2 separate regions of the Homo sapiens genome follow, and region 2 is linked to region 1. A link is a loop called in an ENCODE intact Hi-C map of the cell type or tissue named here. Cell type or tissue: prostate gland. All regions are shown on one strand. Links, peaks and the distances in the headings refer to the core of each region. The heading gives the core; the rest is flanking DNA.

Evidence for each region. Hi-C counts contacts between places; a loop is a spot of excess contacts. Peaks named below come from ENCODE experiments on the same cell type or tissue, not always from the same donor. Only the 100,000 strongest peaks of a DNase experiment are listed, where the experiment ranks them.
Region 2: it touches region 1 in a loop (8-fold over the local background); 65 of 110 quality-filtered maps call a loop at or near these places.

What each region holds. Positions count from the first base shown.
Region 1 is chr11:133,922,608-133,930,927 of GRCh38, reverse strand. It overlaps IGSF9B (immunoglobulin superfamily member 9B), which reads left to right. Exons shown (of 20, transcript NM_001277285.4): 12 at 1,146-1,257; 13 at 3,837-4,012; 14 at 4,963-5,189; 15 at 6,024-6,108; 16 at 8,198-8,320. Among named protein-coding and RNA genes, the nearest start is that of MIR4697, 28 kb to the right of the region's middle. RefSeq lists enhancers at 1-114, 1-194, 1-434 and a silencer at 3,235-3,324. In prostate gland, for the core only: a CTCF peak has its summit at 3,143; DNase peaks (open chromatin) are centred at 2,187, 2,575 and 3,147; H3K4me3 peaks cover 683 bases; H3K27ac peaks cover 1,168 bases.
Region 2 is chr11:134,040,992-134,049,311 of GRCh38, reverse strand. It overlaps LINC02731 (long intergenic non-protein coding RNA 2731), which reads right to left. Exons shown (of 3, transcript NR_027276.1): 3 at 7,971-8,320. Among named protein-coding and RNA genes, the nearest start is that of LINC02731, 13 kb to the right of the region's middle. RefSeq lists enhancers at 1,648-2,847, 2,696-3,196, 3,197-3,697. In prostate gland, for the core only: a CTCF peak has its summit at 3,388 (motif pointing right); DNase peaks (open chromatin) are centred at 1,556 and 3,401; H3K27ac peaks cover 554 bases.

The DNA of each region.
Region 1 (8,320 bases), core at 130-8,129:
CGGGGTGCTGGACGCTGGGAGCGTCCCCTGGTGGCCGCTGCACTCTGCGGGCTCCCTTCCTAAGTCAGTGCAGCCCTGAACTCCGCGTCCAGCACCGGCAGCCTTTGCCCCCGTGGGCTCTGTCGGGGAAGGGCAGCGTGGCTCCTGTCCTCAGGGAGGTCTTTCTGGGGACAGGCCTGATGTCCACAGCAGCCCACCTGAGGGAAAGAGGCGGCTGTGTGGCTGGCAGGGACTGCAGAGCCTTGAGTTTAAGGGCCTTAGGGAGAGCTGGAGGGCTGGAATGAGGGAGACGGGGACTGTGCAGCATCTCAGATGAGGGCAGAGCTGAGACCTGCAGGCCAGGCCTGGCGTGCGGAGGCTGGGCAGGAGGAAGTTTCTGGGGTTCTGTGTCTGGGCGTTCCCGTTTCCGATTGCCCGAAGCGCGTGTCCCAGGACCTTCGCCTGGGCCCTCTCAGCCTGTCCTTCTGGGTCCTGACGGCTATAATCACAGTCACAGCCAATGCTTTTGGAGCCTTTACCACCAGTTTTAGGTTCTGTTCCAAGTGGTCTGCACAGCTCGTCCTTCACAACTCGGGAGGTGCGAGCTGGGGTTTCTCTAGTGTAGGTTCCTCGAAGCAGAGGTTGCCGTGGCCCGAATGCTTTCTCCGGCGTCACATCGCTAAGAAGTAGTGGGTCCGGGAATCGAAGCCAGGATGGGGCTCCTAACTGCTGTGCTGTGCTGCCCACATGCCAGCATTGGGGTGGGACGGAGTTGTCTTCTGAGGCCAGAGAACCTTACGGGAGGGGCTCTGTGGCTGTGCCTGCCGCCTTAGGAGAGAGTGTTTCTGTGCTCACCAGAGAAGCACAGGATTTGGGCCAGGACGAGGAGGGCTCTGGTTTCTGTTGGACCCATTCCTGATGCTATGTGATCTCCTAGTTGGACTAGACCGCACAGTGGGACAGGCTTCCTGCTCCAACCCCACTAACAAGCAGGGTCAGGGGAGTCGGCGCCTGAGAGCATCCCCGTCGCCCCCATCCCTTCACTTGCAGTATTGTGCTCCGCTGCCATGCGCTTCAGCCTCTCAGGTTCCCCACAGCCAGACGGTGGGCACCCAGCCACGTGGCTGAGTTCTTTTCAGTCTGAGAGGTCTCCACTTGATCTCCAGGCACCAGCCCCCATGCCCCGGGCAGTGTCCGGGTCCAGGTCTCCATGACAACTGCCAACGTGTCCTGGGAACCAGGCTATGATGGAGGCTACGAGCAGACATTCTCAGTTTGGTACGGACCTCTGTGAGTCACCCCGGCATGCTTTGCTCTCTGCTTCTCCCCTCCCCGGTCTTCCTGCAGGCTACCCCGGGTGGGGGGAGGTAGGAGGAGGCTGCAGTTCCTGGCCTGCCAGCCCTGCACAGACTGAGGTGGGTTGAGACAGTGATGAGGTCCTTGTGGGTGACGGGAGGGGTCTGAAGGGACTCTGGGCATGGCTGTGTCCCTGTGGCCTGAGGGGTCTGGGCCTCTCTGTGCCCTCTCCCTGCTCACGTGCTGCCTCGTTTTGCGTCCTGCTTCATCCTCTGGATTCCTCTGGAGCCTGGAAGAGACTCCTGCCCTTCAAGGGCTTTGTGAAATTGCCCAGCCTTAAGTGTAGAGTCTAGTTTTTAGACTAATTTTTTTTGTATTTTTGTATTTGTAATTTTTGTGGGTACATGGTACATACGTTTGTAGGTATGGGGTACGTGAGATATTTTGATATAGGCATGCAGTGTGTAATAATCGCATCAGGGTAAAGGGGTATCCACCCCTCAAACATTTGTCCTTTGTGTTCCAACAATCCAATTATACTCATAGTGGTTTAAGAATGTATGATACATTATTGTTGCTTGTAATCCTGTTGTGCTGGCAAACACCAGGTCTTACTGGTTCTTTCTCACTATGATTTGTACGTGTTCACCCTCCCCACCTCCTGTAGTCTAGTTTTTATTCTGTCTTTTCCCCAGAGGCCACAGAAACTGGTGTGGAGAGGTGATGCTCACTTCCCAGCCTTGGGGTCAGCCCCTGCATTTTCTCTCTAGGACCATGTGTTTCTCGATTGTTTTCATTCCTCTGTTGTCAGTTTAGCCAGATGCAGTCATATGAGGTCTTTGCGCAAACCTTAGGGTAGATACAGATCTCAAAAATGTGCCAAGCGGGGTGAGGGCAGGAGGCACAGGAAGGGAGGAGAAGGAAGCCTAGCTGACTCCTCCCACCCCCAAGGGCTGCCCCTCCCTACACTCCTGTTTGAGTAAGAGTGGCAGCCACCTGCCCTGCCCCGGGGGTGACAACCTTGAGCTGGGAGGGCGAGCCCCTCAGTGCCTTCTTTTAGACCTGTCTCACCTGCAGGTGTCTCTCTAGCCAGGCTCAACTCGAGGAGGGGGAGCTCGAGGGGAGGGGGAAAAGGCAGGCACCTGGGGCAGCTCAGGGGGTTCAGGGAGACCCCTTTATCCACTTCTCAGCAGCGAGGGAAGTTGAGAGGGGCACCCGCTCTGTCTCCCATCATGGTGGTTCGGTGGCTGCTTCCCGGGCGGAGTGTCCTGGGTGTCTTGATTCTGATTGGAGAACTGCACCTGGATGATGGGAGTTGCCGCAGCTCACCTCCCGTCCCCTTACTCTGTTCCTCCCGCAGCAGCGTGGGGGCCCTAACCAGCCTGCCCGGTGGCTGCTGGGAGACCGGTGCTGCTCAGCGCCTAGGTGTCCAGGGTGGGACATTTGGTGTGGTCAAGCTGTCTTTGGAGATGCCTGGGTGGGAGGTCTGGGCATACGATGGGGGGCTCAGGTGTAGATTGGGGCTCCCCTGCTGCTTGCGGTGCTGCTTCACGCTGCTGCTCCACGCTGCTGCTCATCTGCACTGCTTTTCCACACGTGGCTCCTCGCTGCTTTGTTGCCTGGGCCAGGGAAGGGCGGGGCCGAGGTTGGGGAGGTCTCCTTTCTTTCTGCCTGCCTCTAACTCTGTGCACTGACTCCGACGTTTGGCGCCGGCTTCTTTTTGTACTGCTTTCCGCTGCCTCATCTCACCCTCCTGGGCGTGCACGGTAGTGAGCCGGGACCCGGGAGTGGATCCTGGAGGGCACCCACCAGGTTACAGCTCAGGGCTGCAAGGAGAGGGCCAGTCCCACAGGACCATGTCTCCTCCCTGTGGTGACGTGGCAGCACTGCACCCATAGCCCTCCGGCTTTGCTGGGAGTTGGGAGCCTGTGGAACAAGGGAACACCCTCGGCCCGTCTTCCTACTCTCCATGCATAGCGTGACCTTCTTCCAACCCTTACGGCCTTAGGGATCCTGGCCCCACTGTGGGGAAACCCCTGGTCATTATGGTCTTATACCCTGGACATCTCAGGTGACTCCAGTCTGATTGGATGAATGAGCCCTGTGGGTTACCCGAGGCCCTACTTCAGCTGTCCCTGGGGGTGTGTGCAGCCAGGTCCTGGGCTCCTTCCCTCATCCTGCCACTGTTGAGCCGCTTATCCCCATACCCCAGAGCCTTACTCTCCCAAGGCAGAGCTTGTTCTTAGGGTTGTGACCAGGGTGGGATTCTCCCACAATGCAGCTGGTAATCCATCTGACCAGTGTCCTGAGCACGACTTGCACCTAAAGGCCCCTTTGGTAGAAAAGATGCCAGCTGTGGTTGGTGACCCAGCATCAGGAGGATTGGCACAGCCAAAGCTGGGCAGGGCATCCACTCTGGGCCATGCCCTCTTCTTGCCCTTGAACCTAGGAACGCCAGGCCCACCAGTGCCTTCTCCCTGAGCACCCTGCATGCACCCTCTTCTCTCCAGTGTGACCCACCCCGCCCCTCGTCCCCTATCCTGTCTCTCTCTTTTGGCCAGGATGAAGCGGGCACAGTTTGGGCCCCATGACTGGCTGTCCTTGCCAGTGCCGCCAGGACCCAGCTGGCTGCTGGTGGACACCCTGGAGCCTGAGACAGCGTACCAGTTCAGCGTCCTGGCCCAGAACAAGCTGGGAACCAGCGCCTTCAGTGAGGTGGTCACTGTGAACACTTTAGGTGAGGGCCCGGGGTGGGATGTTGGGAGCGGGGGTTGTAGAGGTGGTGGGGGCGGTGGCCCAGGCAGCTATAGCAGTCGGCCTCCTGTGTGCCGGTACCTTGCTGAGTGCTCCACAGAGCCGTGCCATCTGATCTCCCCGTGAGGATTTGTTGTGGTCTCTGTGGGGTTTGCTGGTCCTGCATCAGAGTGCCATTGGCCGAATTCCTGTTGCTTTTTCAGGTGGAAGAAAGACACTTAGAATTTTCTCTTTCCTTGTCAGGCCACATGTTTGCTTTCAGGGGAGATTGGGCATCCTCCCTCCTTGGCAGCGCCTGCCGGTTCTGGCCTCTGGCCCCAGCGTCACTGGGCGGTAGGCATGTGGCTGCCTCCCGCTGCAGAGTCTTCCAGGCCACCTTCCTGGAGGCAGCCTCATACTCCTCCCTGCCTGGCCACAGTTGTGTTTGCTCTGCTCTGGAGCCAGAGAAAGGGCCACTGTGAACAGGCTTTTCCTAGGTGGTGTAGGTGGCGCGACTCCAGCCCCTTTCCCAGAATCCGCTCCTGAGCGGCCGCCAAGGTGGACAGCAGTCTGGGATGCTCACCCCCAGTCCTTGGCACCTCTGTGGGGCCTTGTGTTGACCCCCAAACCCCGGCCAAGAAGGGAATGGAAAGAGTGACTGCTGTGCTGTGAGAAAGAAGATATCCCTAGCTCCCTGGAAGAGCACAGGAGATACTTTGATGACATTTAATTATTCCTCCTTCCCCATAGTTCCCATTTCTCTTCCCTTTTGCAGTACACGATTCCCTCATGTATGTTTAGACGTACTCTGAAGGCAGAACCCTGAAGCCCTGGGCCCCGGGCCCTGACTCTGCTTCCCTCTGGGCCCTGACATGTGCACAGGAGTGTGGGGGGTGCGGTGGCTGCCCTGGGCCTCGCTGATGCGCTGTGGTTCTTCTCCTTCCCCCGCCGCAGCATTCCCTATTACAACTCCAGAACCCCTGGTGCTGGTCACCCCACCGAGGTGCCTCATAGCCAATCGGACTCAGCAGGGTGTGCTCCTGTCCTGGCTTCCGCCTGCCAACCACAGCTTTCCCATCGACCGCTACATCATGGAGTTCCGTGTCGCAGAGCGCTGGGAGTTGCTCGACGATGGCATCCCCGGCACCGAAGGAGAGTTCTTTGCCAAGGATCTGTCACAGGTGAGGGCTTTGCTCTTCCTTGCTGCTGCTTCCCAAATCCGGGAAGCGACAAGACTCTAGAGGCACTGGAAGCTTTGAGTGACCAACTTTGGGTGTGTGAGGCCAGCCACATCCTGTACCTCCTCACCACTGGTCCTGGATTCTCCCAGACTCGCTACCAAGGCCTGGACTCCTCAGATCATGGCCCACAGGCTCGGGGCCAGCTCTGGGGCAGCGGGGACCTGTGTTCTACTGAGGGTCCCGGCACCGCTACAAGCTGGGCAGGGCAGGCTGAGAGGCCAGCAGGCGTAATCAGAGCACTGACCCCAGCCCTTGCTGAGCCTAACCTGGGGTGGGCAGAGAAGTTCCAAGAAGAATTCTCTTCTAGGTGTGTCCAGGGAAGAACCCCTTCTCCAGTAATTTAGAGCTCCTGGAAGAAAGTGCATTATCTCTTTTTCCAGTAGCTCCGTTAAACTTGGATATCTAGCTGGGGAGAGGAAGCAGCTGGTTTCCTAAGATACAGTCTCATCTATCTTTCTGTCTTCCTTCCTGGACACTTATTTATCAATAGTGGTTGCTGGAGTCGGCTCCCAGTGGCCCTGGAGAGCCTGTTGTACATATCTCTTCCCAACGCTTTCGGTGACCTCACGTTCGTAGCTTGAAGTCAGCCATTGTAAGAGTGTTTACACCACAGCAATTGGCCAGTGCTACCATCGCTTAGCATTAGACACTTAGCAGTCCTCCTGTGCTTTGGGTGCCCTGCCCTTTGCAAGGCTGTGTGCAGGATGAGTGTGTGAGGGGACAGTGGTCATCTCAGGTCCCTCGGCTGACTGGGTATTGTCCCTGGGGCTGCAGGACACGTGGTATGAGTTCCGGGTTCTGGCCGTCATGCAGGATCTGATCAGCGAGCCCAGCAACATCGCCGGCGTCTCCAGCACAGGTATTTTGGGTTGAGGGTGCTCTTGCAACTATAGGGACATAAGCCCCAGAGCTGCATGGGGGTCATTTTGTGAAATGGCTACTCCACGAGGAGAAGCTGGATTGGAAACTAAGGCAGTGCCTGGTTGCAGCTGCGTGAGTCATAGCCTTTCTTAAGCCCACCAGACCCATATTTCCATGATGCATGCTATTTCGTGAAGCTCAGAAGCTGAGTTTCTGACACTTGTATAAGACAGCCACAGAAAGAAATTCAACTAATCTTCTCATTATAGTAGTCAAAAAGGACTTGATTGAAGTGCTATTTGCTGTACATTTTCAGTTTCCTCTTGTCGGGGAGGGGCTGTGAATCGGAGGAAACAACAGGTCAACCATGTTTATCAAATGCTTGTGATAGACTTCTTTATAATTATGTGGGTTTTATTTGGAAAATTGTTGTTTGGTGTTTTCCTCCCTTCCTTCCTCTCTCTAGATTTTTAAGGCTAAATAAAGCCAATTCCCTAGCATTTTCTCCATTTATCTTTCTTTCTCTTGGCCCTGGTCCCATTTCTACACATCTTCTCTCCAGCTATAGTTCCTGAGACATAGCAGGTTCCTCCGCCAGTGAAGGGGTGTCCTTGGTATGGGAAAAGGCTCTTGCTTATAAGCAAGTGATGGCATCATTTCCTTGGGCACCGCTCACCCAGAGTCCCCTGGGACCAGGTGACAGTGACCTCGTCTGAGGAGCTCATGCAGCAGGACTTGTAGAGTTGGGGAAGTGCTGGTGTGGGCACACTGCAGGGAGCACGAGAGCAGGGGCAGGTGTGGAGTGCAATTTCTGCTTTATACATTAGGCATCAATGGGCTTTAAAAAAAAAAGGTTGTGTCCTACAGGTAGCAGAACCCACAGTCTTTCTTGACTTCTCTGTGGGGAATAGACTCAGAGTTGGAGGAACAGGGATGAGAGCTTGCATCCAAGGCTGGAGCTGAAGAAGGGGTGTTGTGTGGGCCCACCCCTGACCATTCTGTGCTCAGTAGCTCTATGCCAGCTCCTGGCAGGAAATGTGCCTCGTCAGACACTTCCACACAGGGGAAGGAGGAGGCAGCAGCCTCAGCATTCCCTGTATTAGGTCCCCCATTTCCAAAGGCTGTAGCTTTCATTTTCCCCTCAGACAATCAGCATCATCTGGATTATTTTTATCCATTATTATTATCGATGCAGCAATGAATTCTGGCCAAATACGTTACAATCTATCGATTCTGCCTTTGCTGAACCTAAGCAGTGGCACTTACCGACACAACTTTCCTATGAGTATAAGATGGTAGGCTGGTGTCTAGTCTTGGCTCGGTCATAACGAGCTCTGTAGACTTGGGCAGGAAAGGAGGACGTTCAGCTCCTTATGGTGAAACGAGAGATTTGGCTCCATCTCTGCTGTCCCTGCCAGCTCTAGGGTACTTCCGTACCTGAGATGACCAGGATGCGAATCTTCAGGACGTTGCATGCCTGTACTAGAAGGGGAGAGGATCTGAATTTTGTAGTAATAATCCCTCTTCCTGCAGTCGTATTTTATCCTCAAGTTGCCTTCACACCTGGGCTCTCCTTTTGTAGAGACACTGGTGTGAGGCAGGAAATCCCAGACTGGGAGCAGGCAGCTGCGTTCTGGTTTGGGCACTGATGGCAATATCCACGTAAGCGGGTCTCTCTAACCCAGTGGATCAGAGCTCTTTCATTTAGAGAATGAGAACAGTATGTGTGCTCTGTGTAGCTCATGGGGTTAACATGAGAAGAGCTGATAACGTGCATGAAGGTGCTTTGCAGAAGGCAAAACCCTAGATAAGTATAGATTACTCTTGAAGTCATTATCCCCATGGGGACAGGCATAGATGTTTTCTTCTTTACACCCTTTGGAGAGATTGACTTCTGTAGACTCTCCTCTCTTCTTCCTCTTCGTGACGCCATCCAAACCTCTTCAGTGCTAGAGTTCAGCTTGGAGCCCGAGCCTTGACACTGTCTGTTCTACAAAGGCAGGGTGAAACACTTGGGGACTGAAGGTCGGAGCAGGTGAGGTCCCGGGGAAGGATGGGCTCATGAGTGCTCCCCACCCTCCCTGCAGACATCTTCCCGCAGCCGGACCTGACCGAGGATGGGCTGGCGCGGCCTGTGCTGGCGGGAATCGTAGCTACCATCTGCTTCTTGGCAGCTGCCATCCTGTTCAGCACCCTGGCTGCCTGCTTTG
Region 2 (8,320 bases), core at 88-8,087, 120 kb before region 1:
GGTAGCATGGCTTTTGCTCAGAATGCCCTTCTTTCTCCCTCTGTGCCTTTAAATCCTAGCCATCCTGAAGGTGAACTCAGATTTCTTCCATGGGGCTTTTGCAAGTCTTTCCAGCTGGGAACTTCCCTCATCCTCTCTGAAACCCTCCCTGGGACTCCACAGATCCTTCTTTTAGGAGCATTATCTGGTGCTTCGAGGTATATTCTGGTTTTTTCATACATCGTAGATATTTTGGGGACCATGTGATATTCTGATCCATGTATATAATGTGTGATGATTAAGTCAGGGCACTTGGGATGGCCATCCCTGAACATTTTTCTTTCTATTGGGAGCATAGAATATTCTAGTCATGCGTACCTTTACTGTATGTCCCTCACTAGGCGTTAAACTCTATGTGTGGACACTACATTCGATTCATCATCATGCAGTGTGCCTGACACTATGCTTTAGCCGTACTGAGTGATGAGCAGACCTCTTATTGATTGAAAAGGAATTTCCTTATTTTTTATAGCTCAACTTAAATATAATTTTTCCCAGGCTGGGCACAGTGGCTCATGCCTGTCATCCCAGCACTTTGGGAGGCTGAGACAGGCAGATCACTTGAGGCCAGGAGTTCGAGATCAACCTGGTCAACACAGCAAAACCCCATCTCAACTAAAAATACAAAAATTAGCTGGGCGTGGTGGTGTGTGCCTGTAGTCCCAGCTACTGAGGAGGCTGAAGCATGAGAATTGCGTGAATCCAGGAGGCAGAGGTTGCAGTGAGCCGAGATTGTGCCACTGCACTCCAGCCCAACTCTGTCTCAAAAAATATATATGTATATTTTATATAATATATATTTATATATTTTATATTTTTGTTTATATTTTATATATTTACTTATAATACATTTTTATATTTATTATGTACATATACATAGATATATATAATATCTCCCAGTAAGTCTCCATGAATTCCCCCCACTACCCCAAGGTGGGGGTGACGTGCCCTCTCGGTGCTTCTAGAACATGCACTCTTCCTACCACAGTGCCTGTCCTACTTATTCCAACGCCTTGTCACTTGCTTTCTCACCCACTAGATGACAAGCGCCTTGAGGAGACAGTGCGTCTGTGAGGCCTCCAGTGCGTGCGTTGCACATGGGCAAACTGTAGGAACTGAGTGGCTATCTGATGAACAGATAGATAAAGAAATGAATCCACGTGTAGATGCATGGAAGCAGGGAAGGGGAGAGGCGCTACAGATGACCTTTAAGATTGCCTTAAGCTCTAATATTTTATGATTATAGAGCTTTGAACTCTTTCTTGGGGGAGAGTGGTCCAAGGTATTTGGAAAACAGTACAGTGATCATTGTAGAGTCAGGTGGTCGTTTCCTTCCAATGGACATTGTTTGCTTCCAGAGGGGGCGGGGCCTGCTCCTCCCATTCTACGGGGAATTGCGTGTTCCCTGGGCTGAGCGTGGCCCAGAACTTGGCAAGATCTCTGGGGCGTTCATTTTTGTCACCCAGCCCCGGTAGGAGGGTGGATGGGTGGGAGGGGAACTGTTTTGGGAAAGAGTGCTGGGGAGTGTTTGTGTGTGTGATGAGTCAGGGCCCGGAGCTGGGAGCCTTCCTCTCTGCTGGCTCTCTGTGGGGGTAGTTCTCACCAGTCACCGGGAGGGTAGAGGATCACCAACTGTCTTCGGAAAGTTTGGAAAGTTTTCTTAGTCATTACGCCAAGTCAGCTGGAGCTTTATGTAACGGGGACAAGCAGAGGTATGATGGCATTGGAACGGCTGCTCCTCTTTTCGGCAGCAGCTCTCACCCGTCCCCTCCTAACTGCCAGGGCAGTGACCGGCCCTACATGTAGGATGTGGCATCTGGGGGCTAAGGGTCCCTGCTGTAGATGTCTGATTCCCGCTAGGAAAGAACTTGGGTTGTCTTAGAGAAGCCCTCGGGAAGGGCTCAGTGCATCTCGGAGGTGCTCCATCCTCCTTTTGTTATCCCACATCACGCTGGGGGTAAGAATCAAGCCAGGGTCCCCAGCACTCAGGACTCTGGTGCCTGAGCCGGAGCCGCAGAAGACCTGCTTCCCTGGCTACCGTCCCTGCTCCGGTGCTGCTGGCCGAGGCAGCCCATCTCTGCTCTCTTATCTCCTCGCTCTCCAGGCACCGGGAGATGCATACTGGGTTTCCTGTCTCTGACATTGAAGCCAATTTGCCTATCACAATTTGAGTTCTGTCAATGACAGCTCCAGATAGGGCCCGAAATGATATGCGTGTGTGGACACGCGTTCGTTCGCGTGTTTAAACGGAAAGAGATACAAAGAGAAGGAAGGATGGGAGAGGAGAGGTTTCGGGTCTGGGAGGAGCGAGGATGATGGTGACTCACCTGGCTGAGGGGACGAGGGGCACTGAGAAGCAGCAGCAATGCCCAGAGGTCTGCGGAGAGTTGCAGGGCCTTCCACAGGCCTCTTCCAGGCAGCTGAAGGCATCTTAGAGAAGCTGGGGCTTGTCCTCCTTTGTTACTTGCGGGGAGGAAACTACCCCAGGTCCGAGAACTGCTGGGGCCGGAAGCTTTGGAAAAGATGAGAAGGAGCATTGTTTTGGTTGGGAAGCAGAGCGCTGAGGAGTAGCATGGCCGCAGCATCACGCCGGGTGACTTCTCAGAGCAAGAAAGAACGGCTGCGGTTGAGAAATTAAGGTAAGAAATGAGGATACATTTCCTGACAGTGAGGAGGGCTGGCCTGACCCAGTGGCCCCAAAAGAGAGTTTCAAAATCAGGCCTCTAGTCGTCGAGCATAGACTGAACAGCAGGAGGGAGAGCTTAACAAGGAGAGGCTGGCAGGGCAGGACTAGCTGGTGGTTCTGGGACCTTCCAGCCCCACGTTACAGCTCTGGTCCTTCCTCAATGCCAGGAAGTTGTGCGGGCACCAGAGGCCTCCCGGAGGCCAGAGGGAGAAACCAGAAGGGAGGACTGCAGAGGGGGCTTGAGATGGAGTGGGACCAGAGCAAGGGGAGCAGGGGCACGAGGATGTTTGGGAGAGAGGCCGGAGAGTTTCATACCCGGGCTGGTTTCGGATCCATCCCCGGATGGGTGGGGACCAGGGTGGTGGGAGAGGTGAAGAAAGCAAGACGAGACACAGCACCTTCCCCTGCTCAGGAGCCTGGGGCAGGGCGGCGCACGACAGCACCTTCCCCTGCTCAGGAGCCTGGGGCAGGGCGGCGCACGACAGCACCTTCCCCTGCTCAGGAGCCTGGGGCAGGGCGGCGCACAGCAGCATCTTCTGCGTGCCGTCGAACTGAGAGGCCAAGCTGAGTGGAGGCTGGAGCTGTCTGTGAACCCAGTAAGGAGAAAGGAAGGAGAGAGGGCTGTGAAGGAGGGAGAAAGTTCCCCAGCGCACCACCAGGTGCCAGGCAGGGACAGCGTGGAGACAGCTGGAGGCTGCGGGCCTGGGCAAAGGCAGGGTTAAGCTTTGTCTGAAATGAGATCTTTATTTAGACAGTTGCCTTCTGCCTCTGGGCTGGTGTTAAGACCATGGCAGGCTCTATTCCCATCCTCACAGGCTGAGCCCCACGTCCCTGGAATTTCATGACCTCCCACACCTTCTTGCCTATTCCCAGAGGGTTGGGACACTTTTTGTTGTTTCCAGTAGATTATGTAGGACTTGGGGGGGTCTAAAGCAAGCCCTAACCCAGTGGCATTTAGTGCCCATCTTTGATCTGTGTCCACCTTGCCCTGTTCTTTGCTTGGATCTGTTTGTGTGACTGATGGCTCAAGCAAGGCCCTCCTTCCTCAGTCTACAGCTGTTCCTGCCTCTTCCTGGTCCCTAGAATCCACAGATCCGGCCATGGTGTCTCAACTGCATTGCTGGGTTTCCTTACTGGTCAGCTTCTAAGAGTAGAGAAGGCACCAGAGCAGAGAAGTTATGCCCGAAGCCATCAGAACCGCACTGCCCAGGCTGAATGCAGGATTCGCACCTGCCAGCGGTAGCCCTGAGCAAGTCACAGAATGCTAGGGAAGGCTGGGAAGAGCATTTGCCTTGAAGACGAGCTGTGAGGACTGGAAGCCAGCATGCATGGAACGTCATCTTTGCTTGTGGCTTCAATGTGGGAAGCTCTCAGGCAGTGTGCTCTCCCATATGTAATCATACTTGCCCCAAACACAGACAACGCATTCCAGCGATGCTAGCCGCCTCCCTCCTGTACCAAGAACAGCCCATGCTCAGCCCCAGTTTTATGCACATAAACGTCCTCCCACCTCCGGTACAGCTACTCACACTCCCCCACCTTGAGGCCGCACTAAAGTGCCGCCTCCTTCCCAAAGCCTTCCCTGATCAGCCCAACCCATGCAGATCTCTTCCTGCTTTGCCTTATTCTGCTCCAGCCAGTGCCTTGAAATGTAACGTTTCCATCATAGAATTATCCCATTTGGGAGCTGGAGGAGTCCTTAGAAATGGCTCCAGTCAGTTGCTCTTAACCAGAAGGGTTAATAAGCAGGAGGTACATCCCCATGACATCCCGGTGGCACCTACCGCTCGCCTCGCCGGTTGGCCATCACAGTCCTACTAAACTTGCTGCTGCCTCGGATTCCTCCTCAGCACAGTGCTCCAGGCATCAGTACCCATCAATCAGATGCGCCACTGCCATCCACAATCCAGGCCATGAGAAGTTGTCTATAACTTGGTGTAGCTGGAGCTTTTGGAAGTACAGGGACCTGCTTCAGGCCTGAGGCCTGGGGATAGAACTCTGGTCTTACCTCTATCCAGGGCTCCTCAGACTATGCCAGGGGCCTCTTTAATAGTTTTTTGACTCTTCTCTGCCTGTGAGTCTTGCCTTCCCAACCAGTGAATTTGAGCTGTGATATTTGTGGGGATGTCCTCCCCAGCGCTGAGCACGAGACAGGACATGTCACGTGCTCACTGGTTGATGTATTGACTGCTTGGAGCTTTCCCCCAGCTCCTCTAACTTGTGTTCAGAGCTCAGTCAAAAGGGCAGGGGGAATTGGGGTGGCATGGAGACTCAGTCTCTCTGCCGATAGATAAGTCTGCCAGGACTTCCCCGGTACCTCCTCTCTGCCCACAGCAGCCACAGGTATTCTGAACATGCTGAAAGACAAGACAGGGTCTGGACATCAGGAGCCCAGAAAGATCATCTTCGTCCTGTAGCTCGGTGGCTCGGCCTCGGGAGGCTGTCTTGCAGGGCCTCACTGATCATCATTCAGAGGGAGCTGCATGGGGAAGGAGAGGGAGATGGTGCAGTTGGATGCCTGCCTCTCTTGGGCACTGATGGGCTGGGTGAGGGTCTCTTGAAGGGTGGTCCCCCCTTGAGTGGGAGCAGATGGACTGGAGGGGCATGGCTCACGTACAGGTTGGTGGAGGAGCTTCCCCCAACCTGGGCCCTGGAGGACACAGTTCCCAAATGGAGTCTTTTCTTCCTATGCTGTTGAAAGGCGGCACTACCATCTGCTCAGGTCCATGCGCTGGAAACTTTAGGGTCCTCCAGTGGCCCCAGGCCTGTCCCTTCCTTCCTCTAGCCCTCAGCAGGTTCTCCTGCTCTCTTCTTGCCAATGTGCGGCCTCCTGGTCTTGCTGCAGACCCAGCCCTCCTTCCCCCCGGTCTCATCTGCAGGTCTGCAGTGCCCCTGGCTGAGCTTTCTAGACATGTCACAATGTTGCCAGATTTTTCTTTCTGAAACTTAGATTTTATGATGTCATTCCCTGCTTGAAAATCGTGGTCACCGCACTGTCTTCAGGAGAAGGTGAAACCCCCCAGCCCAGGCCTTCTCAGCCTCTGTGCTCTCTGCATTCTGGGGGGGCTCTGCTCTGCTGTGGGGGCTGCCCTGTGCATGGTGGGTGCTTAGCAGCACCCTGGCCCTACCCACCAGGGGCGGGGAGCAGCCTCCCTCCCACTCCTGCAAGTTGTGACAACCAAACATGTCTCCAGCCATTGCCAAATGACCTCTGAGGGGTAAAATCGGTTGAGAATCACTGTGGTAGCCTATAAAATAGGATAATAATAACTAATGACAATGCTTACTTACTCAGCTCTGTGCTAACAGCTTTCCATGAGGTCTCTCATTTAATCTTCAAAATATCTCTATAGGGAAGGCCCTATTAGTATCTCCATCTTACAGATGCTCAGAAGGCAGAAGGAGTCCAGATCTTTCAAGATAAAAAGACTTTTTCCTTCCATGTGGGGTAAGAAGAGAGGTAGATAATTCAAAATCACTTCTCCTTCAGGCAAGAGCCACAGAACCGGAGGCAAGTCAGGCAGGCTTGAGCTCCAGTCTGTCTGCTGGCAAGATCTGATTTCTCCCCACGAGCCCCTGTCCACGCTTCCCAATCCCACACCTTCATGCAGGCCAGTTCCCTGCCTGAGAAGTTCCTCTTTGGCCTGGGGAGATCTGTTCATTATTCAGGGCCCAGGCAAAAGCCCCTGTCCTGTTCTCTGTGAAGGCCCCCAGGCCCCAGGAGGAAGAGAGAATTATCCCTTCTGCGTGGCTCATGACCACACACACCCTGGGTGACGAGTCCTGCAATGGCTAATTGTGCAGGCATCTTATTCTGTGCCAGCCTATCTTGGGGCAGGGGTCTGGGGGTGGGGACTCCGGCTGGTCCTCCTTCATCATGATGACATGGAGTGCCTTGCACAGAGCGCTGGATCCCCAAATGTGTGTGGAGTGGAATGCAGTGGGGCAGTAGGCGGGTAGTGGCTCCTTCCAGGACGTGACGCTGAGCCCACTGGACACCAGGAACCACAGGGCCTCCCGGCAGGCAAGGGAGACCGAGGGCCCCTCCTCTGGGCTGACGCAGACTCTCAGCAGAAGACATGGCTTAAGGAGCAACACATGGCTGGGTTTTGGCCGCCTTGGCTGGGGCCTCTGAGCCATGCCTAAACTGCAGACTTGAGGGATGATGCAGCTCAGAGCTTGCTTTGGTGTCTGGAGTAACGAAGGCTCGTGTTCTCTCTCACGCAGGCTTCTAAGAGTGTGTGCATGCAGGCACGTGCTGCTGTGCGTGAGTGCACAGCATGTGTGCTGTGTGGAAAGAGAGGCTGTGGGTGCCCTTTCCCAGGCGTGCCGCATCACTGAGGCACTGGTCATAGGCAGCATTTGCGCATTTCTGCTCTTGACACTGGGTTGCATACACAGTCCTGTCACACAGAGTCAAGGTCCAGGAACCCACCAGCGTTCTAGAGCCTTGAAGAGTGCTGTCCGCTCCCTGCCTGCCCCACGTTGCACCTAGGCAGACGGCAGTCCGAGCTCCGCTCCCCGCCTGCCCCACACTGCACCTAGGCAGATGGCAATCCGAGCTCGCTCTCCTTTCTCCCTCTCTCCCGGCTAGAGGAACGGAGCTCACACAGCATTGACCCCTGCCTGGCCTCTCTAAGCAGTTGCCAGACCCCCTGTAGCTGGATGACCACTGGACTGGGGAGGCGGTCTCGGCCAATGGTGGTGGGCAGGTGGGATCAGCTGAATGAGTCCCAGGAGAAGCCAAGTGCAGAAGCTGGCACTTCGTGTTTCCTATTGCCAACCAGCAGAGAAAGGCCTTCTTGAGAAGAAGTCATAATTTTTGGAAGAGTGGCTGAACAGAGAAGAAACAAGGCACAGGGGCTGGGGCCATTCCCCAAGATAGGCCCAGACTGTGCCTGTGGCCATGTGCCTCATGAGAGTGTGCCCACCTGGGTCGTGTGAGGCAGGGGCTGGGGTGGGGAGGCAGTTATACTTGTGAAGTATGCATAGTGGGTAGCTGTACACCAACCCACGTGAAGAGAGTGTAGGCCGGAGTTTCCAGGGACGTTTCTGGCCTCACTCCTGCTTGCACGTATGCATGGTACGCGTGTGTACATGCCAGAATAAGAGCATGTGCACCCTGTCTGTGTCAGTGTGTCCCTGCTGTACACACATACACCCCACGTGCCTTCATCTCTGCACCTTCAGGGGTACCCACCTCTGGGCCCAAGCTCTAAATTAGCAGACACACACACACGGCATTCATGGTCTCCAGACTCCTCTACATTTGAAAACAGACAAGGGGAAAAAAAGGGCCAAGAGACAAGACGAGCTAAAAATAGCCGAATATAAGCTCTTCAGATCAGAAAGCTCGGTGTTTTAGTGAGTCACCAGTTTTCCAGACTGAGCATGCACGCACGCACACACACATGCAAACACAAACACCGACATCCCGCCAAGTCACGCCCGCATTGCCGAAGATGCCCTGGGTCCCACACACCCTGTGCTCTGTTCTCACAAGGTAAAATCACCCTCCAAAAGTGGTGATTCTCTGGTCTCTGCTGAATGCTCTCTTGTTGAGCTTGGAAGGCACGAACTATTCCCCAGCTCCCT